2 separate regions of the Mus musculus genome follow, and region 2 is linked to region 1. The links are chromatin loops, found by intact Hi-C in ENCODE. Cell type or tissue: left cerebral cortex. All regions are shown on one strand. Links, peaks and the distances in the headings refer to the core of each region. The heading gives the core; the rest is flanking DNA.

Region 1 (5,368 bases), core at 288-5,287:
GTGTGCAATCAGTCTCCGCAGAGGAAAAACGGCTTTTTGCCATTTTTCTCTGGGTCTTTCATGGAAGGGGGATTGCCTACCTGCCCAAGATGTCTATATGGAGGCTGACCCTCCTGGTGTTCCTACCCAGGTCCCCAGTGTATGAGAAGCTAAACCCAAGCCCACAAAAAGCCCTCCAAAGGGTCCCCACTTCTTTTCCTTCCTTCAGCCTTCCCTCATACTGAAACAACACACCTCAAATCTTCCCAGGCCATGGGCCTCACCAGATGGATGGCATTATGTTTCTTTACACCCCAAAAAATAACGCTGAAGGGGTTCTGATCTGTGACAGGAGAGAATGGAAGTTGCACACAGGGCTTCTGATGATGTGTCCCTCAAACCACTAAAAAAAAAAAAACCAGTCCCCAGATGCAGCTGGTGGCCCACCCAGAGCCACTAACTGAGGGATGGCTTCTCTACGGCCAGGCCACATGGTATCCTATACCCTAGGCCTGAGGATCCCACCTTGGGTGGAAGGCCAGGGTTGAGAGATCGGGGTACTATTCCGAAGGATTTGAGGGAGACATGTATGGGTTCTCTTACCCTGTAACCCAAATCGTCCAAGCACTGGCCCAGCTAGGGCTCCATCAGAAGTCAGACCCCATCAGAAGAGCCCCCATCAGTGTCCCCGCGCGACCCGACCCAGGATCCAGACCTTCGGTCTTCACAAGGAACCACTCACTCCCCCAGTCCCAAGCCTCCTAACTACTCGCAGGCTCACTCTGCAGCGGCAGCCCAGCAGGCCTGGAGGCTGCCTCCCTCAGCTACCGGGCCCCCATCTCCAGCCCCTATCCGCCGAGAAGCCCCCCAGCTCCCATCAGCCCCCAGGTCTCTTTCCCAGCCCCGCAGAGGAAAAAAGAGGAGGAGGAAAAGGAGGAGGAGGAGGAAGAAGAAGAGGAGGAAGAAGAGGAGGAGGGGAGGCGCAGCCGCTCGGGCTGGGGCAAAAGGATATGGCCATTCAGTGATCTTTTTGGCGTATTTTCTCACCACGTTGTCTTCACTGAAGAGGAACAGGGAGCGGTTGACCGTGAGGCAGTTCTGGCGGACAGGGATGGGGTTGTAGAGGGCCATGGTCCGCGCTCTCTGCGCCATCGACTGCTTGTACATCCTCTGCGCTCCGGGCTGCCCGCCCTGCCGGCTGCCCCCGGCTCCTCGGCCGCCCGCGGCGCCCACGACCACCCCGGCGGCCGGCCCTGAGCCTCCTCCGCCTGCGCCGTAGCGGCCCGGCATCTCGTCTCCAAAGCGGGCCATTCTGCAAAGAGCAAAGGGCCTCGGGTTACGCGGCGGCTGCTGTTGCTGCGGCGAGCGCTGCGGAAGCCACGGCCACCGCCACCACCACCACCACCACCGCCGCCGCTGCTCAGGCTGGCCGGGCTGTGGGGACGGCGGCTGCACCTGCGACTGCGGAGACGCTCCACGGCCCAGCCCATCGGGCGGCGGCGCCCGGCCTCAGCTCGGGGGGCTCACGAGCGGGACGGCCCGGCCGAGCCGGGGAGCGCGGCTCGGGACATGCCGGCAGAGGCGGTGACCCCGGGCGGGAGGAGGGGTGCGGGGGAGGGCGCGGGGGCGGGGCGCGGGGGAGGGGCGCGGCAAAAATAACCGGGGACGCGATCCAGGCGATCCCCGGCCACCCACTCCGGAGAAGAAGAAAAAAAATTTTTTTCAGTTAAAAAAAAATCAGTTAAAAAAAATAGTGTAAAAAGATCAGCTTTTTTTTTTTTTAAAGCAACGCTCCAATGCACACCCCCTTTAAAACGCGAAGTCTAAACGAAGGACGTCCCCCCTCCCTTGGACGCAGAGACTGGCTTCAAATTCCTCCGAGGTCCGGGTCAGCTTGGCATCTTGCTAAAGGCGTGGGCTCGGCCCATTAGTAAAAAAATAAAATAAAATAAAAAGAAAAGAATTAAATAACAAAAAAACAAAACCAGGTCTTTGCTATAGGAAGAGGGTGGCAGCGAAGGATTTGTCCGTCTGTTTTGCTGACTTTCCTAGACCTGGAAAGAATAGAAAATTCCTGAAAACGCTGCAGCCCCTCCCCCAAATTCAACCCGACTGGAGAGCAGAGGGCGGAGGAGCGGGGCGCAGGGGCGCGGCGGGGCTCGGAGGCTTCAGGGAGCCGCTGGTCCCCGGCTTTGAAAAAAAGCCGATCTGTTTTCCTCCTGATTCAGCAGCCGCCGGCTCCTCTGCGCGCGGAAGCGTGTGTGCGCGCAGCCAGGCGCGGCGCAGCCTCGGCCGGGGGGAAATTGCAGCAGCGCAGTCTTGAAAATTCCCCACGGGGGGAAGGAGGCGAGAGAGCGAGCGAACGAGCGAGGGAGGGCGGTGCGCGCCGCTCGGCAGAGGTTCGGGCTGCGGCAGAGCCTGGCAGCATCCCACCCCCGGGTGCCTCCCTCCCTTCCCCCCAGCTCCGCTGAAAGAAGAGGTGCGGGGTGCGAGGAGGGAGCTGCCCGGCCGGGAGCCGGGGCTAGATCGCGGCCCTGCGCCCTAGAGCAAGACCCACCCGGCGACACGCGCAACCAATCACCAGCGCGAGAGCAGGCGCGGCCAGGCGCGCAGGGGGAAGTCGGGACAGAGTCCTCCGGCACAAGGGACCTTGCTTGCCACCCGAGGTCCGCGTCGCTGCCTAGAACGAGGCGTGCCCAACAGGAAGGAAGAAACTTAAAAGACCAGAGGGTTTGGTCTGGAGACTTGGTGCGGGTGGCCGACGCTGAACAAATGTGGGTCTGTTGAGCAGAAGACAGTTTTTATGAGCTAGAAGAATGGTTTGGGGCACTTCTAGGAAGGCTGTGGGTCCCAGGGGGCCAATCCAAGCTAATGTATAGGAGATCCTGGTGGCAGCCCCCGTGTGAGCTCCCAGGAGCAGACCACTCACTGAGACCTAGGGTGTTAGGCGGGGGCTGCTGGCCTAGCTCGGTTTGGCCCCTGCTCTATAAGGCACTTGGATCACCCCACCTGCTTTTTTTTTTTTTCTTCCTATTTGGAAACTCCATGAACACAGAGAAAACTACATAAATCACAAATGAACAAGTTGAGGAATTGCTGCGAATGAACCCTCCTGGAAGCCAGCTCCCCAGAAACCCGCCTACAGGCCTACACGGGGGCCAGTGCCAGTATAACTTCTGCCTGAGCATTCTGCTAATTCTTTTAGCTTTATTTATGACCTTGGCATGCCTTCCTCGGCAGGAGTTATGCTTTGCTCCTTTTGATCTCATAATAAGCATCATTCTGCAGAACCTGTGGGTGACACATTTTCTTTGCTGTATAATACTCTATAAAGAAAAGTCTACAATTTGCTTGTCCACTTTCTTTTTTCTTTCTTTCTTTCTTTTTATTTTTAATGGGCATCTGGGTTCTTTCTTTTGGGGCCACAGTACGGCATTGCCTGAGACACCATATGCATGTGAACTTGCCTGCTTGTGGATTGAGGCTTTGTATGGGCAGTGTTTCAGGCTCTATACACGTAGTAGCTTCAGGATTATAGGATGTGAAACTTAACTTCTAAAGCAGATGTACCAAGAAATAGTTTGGGGAGCTAGAAAGGTGGCTTAGAAGGTAGAATGTAGGCTGTTCTTCCAAAGGACCCCAGTTGGATTCCCAGCGCCCACATGGTGACTTACAACCAGCTGTAACTCCAGTTCTGGGCAATCCAACACCATCTTCTGGCTTCCTTGGGCACCAGGTGTGCATGTGGTGCACAGGCATGCACTCAAACAAAACACTCATACATATAAAATGAAATAACAAAGTTTTTAAAAGAAGGAATGGATTTAGGGGACCAGCAAGATGGCTCGCTGGATAAAAGGGCTTGCCACCAAGCCTGCTGACGTGAGTTGGATTCCCAGAATCCATATGATGGAAGAAACCAGACTATCACAAGATGTGCTCTGACCTCCATACACATACACAAAATTAAAAATACAATTAAAATTGTTTTAATAATAAAGAAGCTGGGTTTTTTATAGGTGCAGGTCTGCCATCATAGAACTCAGAGGCTGAGGCAGGGGATCATGATTTGTCATGAATTTCATTAAGCCTAAATATGTGTGGATTGGAAAGCAGAATGTGAAAGGGAGAGGGGGAGAGGCTAAGAAGGCAAATCTTCAGCTAGTTAAAGCCTGCTTGGCCCACACGCAGCATTTGAGTTCATTTGGAACATTTGAAAGTGATGTTATGTCTGTATATAAACTCTTAGTGCATTTTAAGATTTCCTAATTTGTCAAAACAAGCCAGGTGTGGTGGTGGTACCCACCTGTCACCCACTTGCACAAGAGGCTGCGGCAGGAGGATTGTTGTAAGTTCAGGCACAGTCTGGGCTCCAGGGTACATGTTAAGCTAGTCAAATCCTGCCTCAAACAACAAAGCATATAAATAAATCACAACTAGGAATGTGATACAACAGGCGTGGCATAAGTAACACACGGGGCAGAGCTGTGCGGGGGGTACAGGGCACTCACCACACCGCGATGGTGTTTATATCTGACCCTGTTCTGCCTTTCACTGTCTCAAAGGCCAATAGTGCAAAACAGGAAGCTGTTGCCTAAGGATATCAGGAATCAGCCCAGGAGACCTGCACCTTGCAGAGCCAACCTTTCCCAGATTCATCCTCACCTGCAAGGATTTCTGAAGCCCCTTGAGCTGCTTTACCAGAGTGGATCTGGAGGATGATGGAGTCCTGGGATAAAGATTCCACATGGTCTCCAGAGTAGCCCCATTTGTGTGTGTGTGTGTGTGTGTGTGTGTGTGTGTGTGTGTGTGTGTGTGTGTGTACATACACACAGTCAAGCACCTGTGTGCAAATGCACATGGAAGCCAGAGGACAGCTTTAGATATTGTTCCTCAGGTTCCACTCACCTTTTTAATTAAAGTATTGATTGATGACTGATTGATTGACTGACTGACTGACTAACTGACAGGGGAACAGAGGTTGGCATCAGGTTTTGTCTTGTTCTGATTGTACTCCTCAGTTCCTCACTGACCTGCAGTTTGCCAAGCAGACAAGGCTAGCTGGTGGGTGAACCTGAGACATCTTCCAGACTCTGCCTCCCTAGCCCTGGGAGTGTGGTACCATACCCTACTTCCTATGTGGGATGTGGAGAACCGACTCAGGTCCTCATGCTTGAAAGTCAAGGACTGACTGAGCCACTTCCCAAGCCCAGCAGCCCACTCATAAGCACTGAGGCTGGGAAAGGTTGGAAAATTTACTCAAGTCACTGCCATGAGTCTAAAACCCTTTGACACTGTGCAGCATAGAGGACAGTTTGATATGCACTTCAGAAAACAGAGTCAGTGCTAAACATCCAAACAGGCTGAGAGCGGTGTCTCAGCCCGGATC
Region 2 (5,368 bases), core at 174-5,173, 110 kb before region 1:
CCCTGCCCCTGTGTGTGTTCCAGCAGCACTTACATTGTAGAGGAGATCAGTCCAGCCTTCCATGGTGATGCACTGGAAAACAGTGAGCACAGCAAACAGGATGTTGTCGAACTGAGTGATGCCGTTGTTGGGCCCTTCCCAGTACGGCTGACATTTGGTCCCGTTGGGGCAGGTGCGGGCAGGCTCCTCTGTCCCACACGGAGCTGGCGACTCACCCTGGATGTCGTCTAGGAAGGACATAGTGGAGAGTAAAGGGGAGAAGGGAAAACCAACTGAGGATGGGAAACCATAGTAACTGGGATGAGATGACATCAGCGTTTGGTTTTAGATCTCTTAACTACTGTCCGCATCACTACATATTTCAACGCTCATTTGTTTTTTCCTGTTTTCTACCAGTTTAACTCTCTTTCCTTTTCTTTCTTTTCTGAGACAGGGTTTCTCTGTATTGTCTTGGCTGTCCTAAAACTTGCTCTGTAGACCAGCCTATCCTTGAACTCTCCCTGCTTCGGCTTCCTGAGTGCTGGGATCAAAGGTGTGTGCCACCACCACCTAGCCTCTGTTCTTTTCTTAACCTGTTGAAACTGAATCTTTTTCTTTAAGACTACAAGTTGTCCTTCCAGAGTAGCTTTGACTGCATCTCAGAAACAATGTCATGGTCATTCTTCATTATTGTGAAAATAATCCCTATGGTGGTGTGAATAGCAATTGTCCCTATAGATTCTTGTGTTTGAATGCTTGGTCACCAGGGAGTGGCACTATTGGGAGGTGTGGCCTTGTTGGAAGAAGCATGTCACTCAGGGTGGGCTTGGAGGTTTTAGAAGCTCAAGCAGGGCCTAGTGTCTCTTTCTCTTCCTGCTGCCTACTGATCCAGATGTAGAACTCTCAGCTCCCTCTCCAGCACTATTTCTGCCTGCATGTTGCCATGCTTCCACCATGATGATAATGGACTGAACCTCTGAACTGTAAGTCAGCCCCAATTAAATATTTTCCTTTGTAAGAGTTGCCGAGGTCATGATGTCTCTTCACAGCAATAAAACCCTAACTAAGACAATTCCCAGTTTCCACTATTATTTCTCCTTTGACCAATGGGTAACTAAGAAATATTTCTCTGAGGGGGAAAAATGAGAGAGAGAGAGAGAGAGAGAGAGAGAGAGAGAGAGAGAGAGAGAGAGAGAGAGAGAGAGAGAGAGAGAGAGAGAGGAGACAGAGATGACTTCCCATGTGCTATCACTGATTACAACATCAAGTGATCCTGGGCCAGCCTTGCTCATGTCCAGGCCCCCTACACTCAGACCACTCCCTAGACTACTGTAAGAACAATCCCCCACACCAGGGAGTCTCATCTGCAAACAGAACAGAAGCCTCCTGGTTTTCAAGTGCTTGTAGCTCTTTCCTTCTGGGCTTCATTGGCAGCCATGGGACCCAGCAATCTATGCTGCATCTTTGCAGTCTTTAACAACTGAGATGTGGTCTGTGATCCACAGCATGGTCAGAGCAGGGCACCATGAAATGCATGTCATCTGGGTGTGCTTCTCGAGCCATGCTGAGTGTTTTTCTTTATGACATGCATGGGGCCCTGGAGAGAGGCACAGGTGCACACAGTTCCCACCCTTACCTGAGGGTAAGGTAATTATTGTGACACACCAGGAATGCCAAGGGATCCTGCTTAGCACAGAGCCAAAGAAGCCTGCATGGAGGAGCGGACTGTACAGGTCACATTCAAATCCTTTCATATTGAAGTGAACAGGAGGCATGGTGTCCCCACAGCTAACACCTGGCTCAACCTGGCCACAAAACCACTGTGTAGTTCTGAATCTTGGAAAACCTCCTGCTACACCCCCCAGGGATGAGATGGCTAGTTTGAGAAGGCTTAAAAAAAAAAAACCAAACAAAAGACATGTTTGAAAACAAACAAACAAACAAACAACAATAACAACTGCCAAGTCTCTAAAAGCTCCAGTTTCCACTTGACAGAAATCCATTTCCTGTGTGCAGCTGGCTTTACTGAACCTACGCCAACTGCCATGCAGGGAAGGCAGACGGTATGCATCCCACCAACAAAAGGATATGTGCTAGGGGTAGTGAGTGGCTCACACCTGCCACCCCTGCACCCAGGAGGTTGAAAGATGACTGGTTTCAGGCTAGCCTGGGCTATACAGTGAGACAAAGACCAAACCAACTGAAAATAAAAAAAAAAATTAAAAGCACAACAAATGATAAAGCAGACAAAGGCAAAAAGAAAAAAAAAGGCGTTGCTTCTAGCTTGGATGGTAGATTGCTCGGACACAGTTCAGATAGGAGAGTGGGATCTTTAAAGCTTAAGACTCAGGGCAGGAAGAGAAACTCTACAGAGGCCCTACTGGGAAGATCATCATTGTCTCTAGAACTTTTTCTACCCCACTTACAACCCAAATCTGGCTTATGTGAAGCTCTCTATGTATACCCAGTAATTCTGGGGTCCTCCTGCCCTTATTTTTCCTGTGAGCGGGGAGCACTTGGCCTCCCTGCCTAGAAAAGTCTGCAAACCAGGGTCTTGTTCATCCAGGATTCTGAAAACTCTTAGAAAACAGGAAGCATTCCACTTTGTCTTGGAGTCTGTGAATGTGTGGGATGGCTGTGGGTGACAGGAAGTGGGCTCCCCGCGCCTGTGGCTGGGAACCACCTATCTTTAGCAACAGCATCCAGAGGTGTGCTCGACCCCAGCCCCCTCAACCCTAGCCGTCCGCCAAGCACTCCCAGGGTTGATTCGAGAAACACAGCCATCCGGAGTCGGAGAAATTCAGCTATAAATATATTTTAAAATTAGCCTGCTGCCGGGGCGTCTGTATATATCTGTCTCTTACTCACACATCTTACAGTCTTAATCGGGAGCTCTTTGGATCGCCTCCCGAATCCAGGCTGCTGTCCTCCATGGCTCCACCTACATCTGTCCCCCCACAACCCCACTGGGACCCCAGCCAGCCCTGGATGGAAAACAAAACAAAAACAAAAACACCCCAGAAAGCTCATACAGCCTAAGTTCCTGAGCCCTAAGTCTGGGTGGTTCTGTGTATGGCTGACAGACACACACACTCTCTCTGTCTTCCGCCTGGGTGAGGCCAGGTGCAGAAATAGATCTGCCTCAATTAACACCTTCTTCTTTGGAGAAAGAAATAATTAGGCCATTCCGTATTGAGAGAACTTCACAAGCCTGGGAAAGAAGGAGCAGGAGGAGGAAGAAGTGAAGTCCCGAGGCTTCTAGAACAGCCTTCCCAGCTGGGACCAGGCCAGGGCATTGTCTCTGTGGACCTGCTTGGGGTGGGTGCGTGGAGCTGGGACAAGGCCACTTCTGTACACACTATTCTTCCCTGGCTGCCTTTCCTGAAAAGGTCCCACACCTCTCTGCCCATGGGTTCACTCTTTCTCTGGCTCTGGAAACCTAGGCTGTCTGCTCTGGGGTAGGTGGTTCAAGTCCTGAAACACAGGCACCATCTTCTTGTTTGGCTCTTCTTCATTCTGGGACACCAGGCAGCTCAATTCTGGAGAATCTGGGATCGGACCGGGATGCATCTGGTCCAAATGTGGATGCAGCCTATGCCTTCTGTATTTGCTCGGACTTGAGCCCAAGCTGCACCTTCATGCTGATCTCTGTGGGACCCAAACCACAGCTCCCTCTGGACACAGCCTCCTAAGGGTTAACCAAAGCACAATGGGGCACAGGGCTCTGATTGGGCAGGCAGGCAGCACCTGCTGGTGCTGGGTTCTGACTGAAGAAGCCAGGATCCTATCAGGCAGGGTTCCCACTGCCTGGGACCTGACCTGTCAGGTGCTGGGTTCTAAGGGAGAAGGGCAGGGCCATCTCTTGTTCATACTCTGTTGCCTTGCCCTGCCCTCCTGCCTGTGATGGAAGGGCATCTCTGCTGTTTCCAGACACTGTAGCATTTCCTGTGTTCATGGGGAAAACCGCTCAAGAGCACACCCTCAGCCCAACTTCTAGGGGTATCTCAGGGATCATTCTTAAACAAACGACTTGTCCCCTGGGTTGCCTTCCAGGGTACCCCAAACCCAACGCTGCAGCTGCAATTGAGGTATCAGAGGCAGTTGTGGCTGGTGTCTTTCCTGTAGGCAGTTTAGCTATGCTGGGGATGTATCCAGGGTTTCGTGCATGTTCGGCAAGACCTCAATCCCCCAACAGCCTTCCTTTTCTTCTTCTTTTCTTTTTGTCAAGTGTAGTGCTGGCTGTCCTGGAACTAGCCTGCAAACTGGCTGGCCTCCAACTCAGAGATCCACCTGCTTCTGCCTCCCAAATTCTGGGAATACAGGCACGCATCCCTAGCTAACACACAGCTTTGTTTCTGTGGACTGCAAGCAGGCCCTCTGCTGTGTAGTCGCAGTGCCGAGTCTCAGCTGCCCTGGGGTTGGGAGGACCAATGTCCTTGTCTGTCCTTTCTGGAGCTTTGTCCCCTGAGGAAAACCTCACATCCAACACCTCGGACCTACCTGTCCCCTCTTCAAAGCAGGTGGTATGAAATTTCCCCATATAAAATTCTAACCCTATGATTGCAAAAATAAGGATTGCAAAAAACAGGAGGAGGCCGATCTGCAGCAGAGGGATCATCGCCTTCATGATTGACTTCAGGACGACTTGTAAACCTGTGGAGACACAGAGAGGCCGGTCTGTAAGCAAGCACCCCGCCAAGTGCCACCCATGGAGCCCAGTGTGGGGCTGGCAGAGAGGGAGGTGGTCACAGCCCCCCAGGAAAGGCCTTTTTGGTTATAAAACTTTAAAGATATTTATTATCTACTTTGAGGAGTTTTAGGGCCCAAAGGGTGGCTAGCCAGGGCTTTCTAAGCCATTTTCTGGGCTGTTCAGTAGCTTCCTTCCAAAAGGGGGTGCTGTTTCCCTAAATTGCCCCAAGCCAAAAGAGCCCCATTTTCCCTTCATCCAAAACCTCCCCGGGGTTACCAGCAAGACTGTATAGGCCTGCAGCCAGCACCTCAACTCTCAACTCCAAAGAACTAGATTCCCAATAAACTCATCAGCTTGTGGCCATGAGCCAGGCAGGCAGCAGATTGGGAAGTGGGGCTCAGGGATATTTGATTTCTCTGTGGGCTCAAGAGACAGCAAAGTCAAGCATTTGCACTTGTGTGAGCCTGGCCCAGGCTACTAGGCACTACCCATACAAGCTTCCCTGTTCTGAGCAGCTCAGTTGAGAAGGATGACACTGGGGTCAGGTGGTCCCTGGGGGCTGTGGTGGGCTAGGTGTGGAGGATCCAGATGTGAACATCAGATCAGGGCCCAGGCAAGCCCTTATCCTCACAGACCCACCATCAGTGTCTTTACCTCACTAGATGATACAGCCATAGATATTTTAGGTATTTTGTGAGA

Evidence for each region. Peaks named below come from ENCODE experiments on the same cell type or tissue, not always from the same donor. Only the 100,000 strongest peaks of a DNase experiment are listed, where the experiment ranks them.
Region 2: a loop joins it to region 1, with 4 times the contacts of the local background. A loop is called at or near these places in 4 of 42 quality-filtered maps.

The regions. Positions count from the first base shown.
Region 1 is chr8:84,411,567-84,416,934 of GRCm38, reverse strand. Cacna1a (calcium channel, voltage-dependent, P/Q type, alpha 1A subunit) reads right to left here and starts at 1,571. Exons shown (of 47, transcript NM_007578.3): 1 at 992-1,571. The coding sequence starts at 1,290. In left cerebral cortex, for the core only: no CTCF peak of the experiment used is centred there; DNase peaks (open chromatin) are centred at 1,173, 1,296, 1,847, 2,374 and 1 more place; H3K4me3 peaks cover 2,534 bases; H3K27ac peaks cover 2,452 bases.
Region 2 is chr8:84,517,875-84,523,242 of GRCm38, reverse strand. Cacna1a (calcium channel, voltage-dependent, P/Q type, alpha 1A subunit) reads right to left here. Exons shown (of 47, transcript NM_007578.3): 5 at 4,480-4,632; 6 at 34-227. Among named protein-coding and RNA genes, the nearest start is that of Gm32854, 68 kb to the left of the region's middle. In left cerebral cortex, for the core only: a CTCF peak has its summit at 4,869 (motif pointing right); DNase peaks (open chromatin) are centred at 2,820, 4,278 and 4,930; H3K27ac peaks cover 3,247 bases.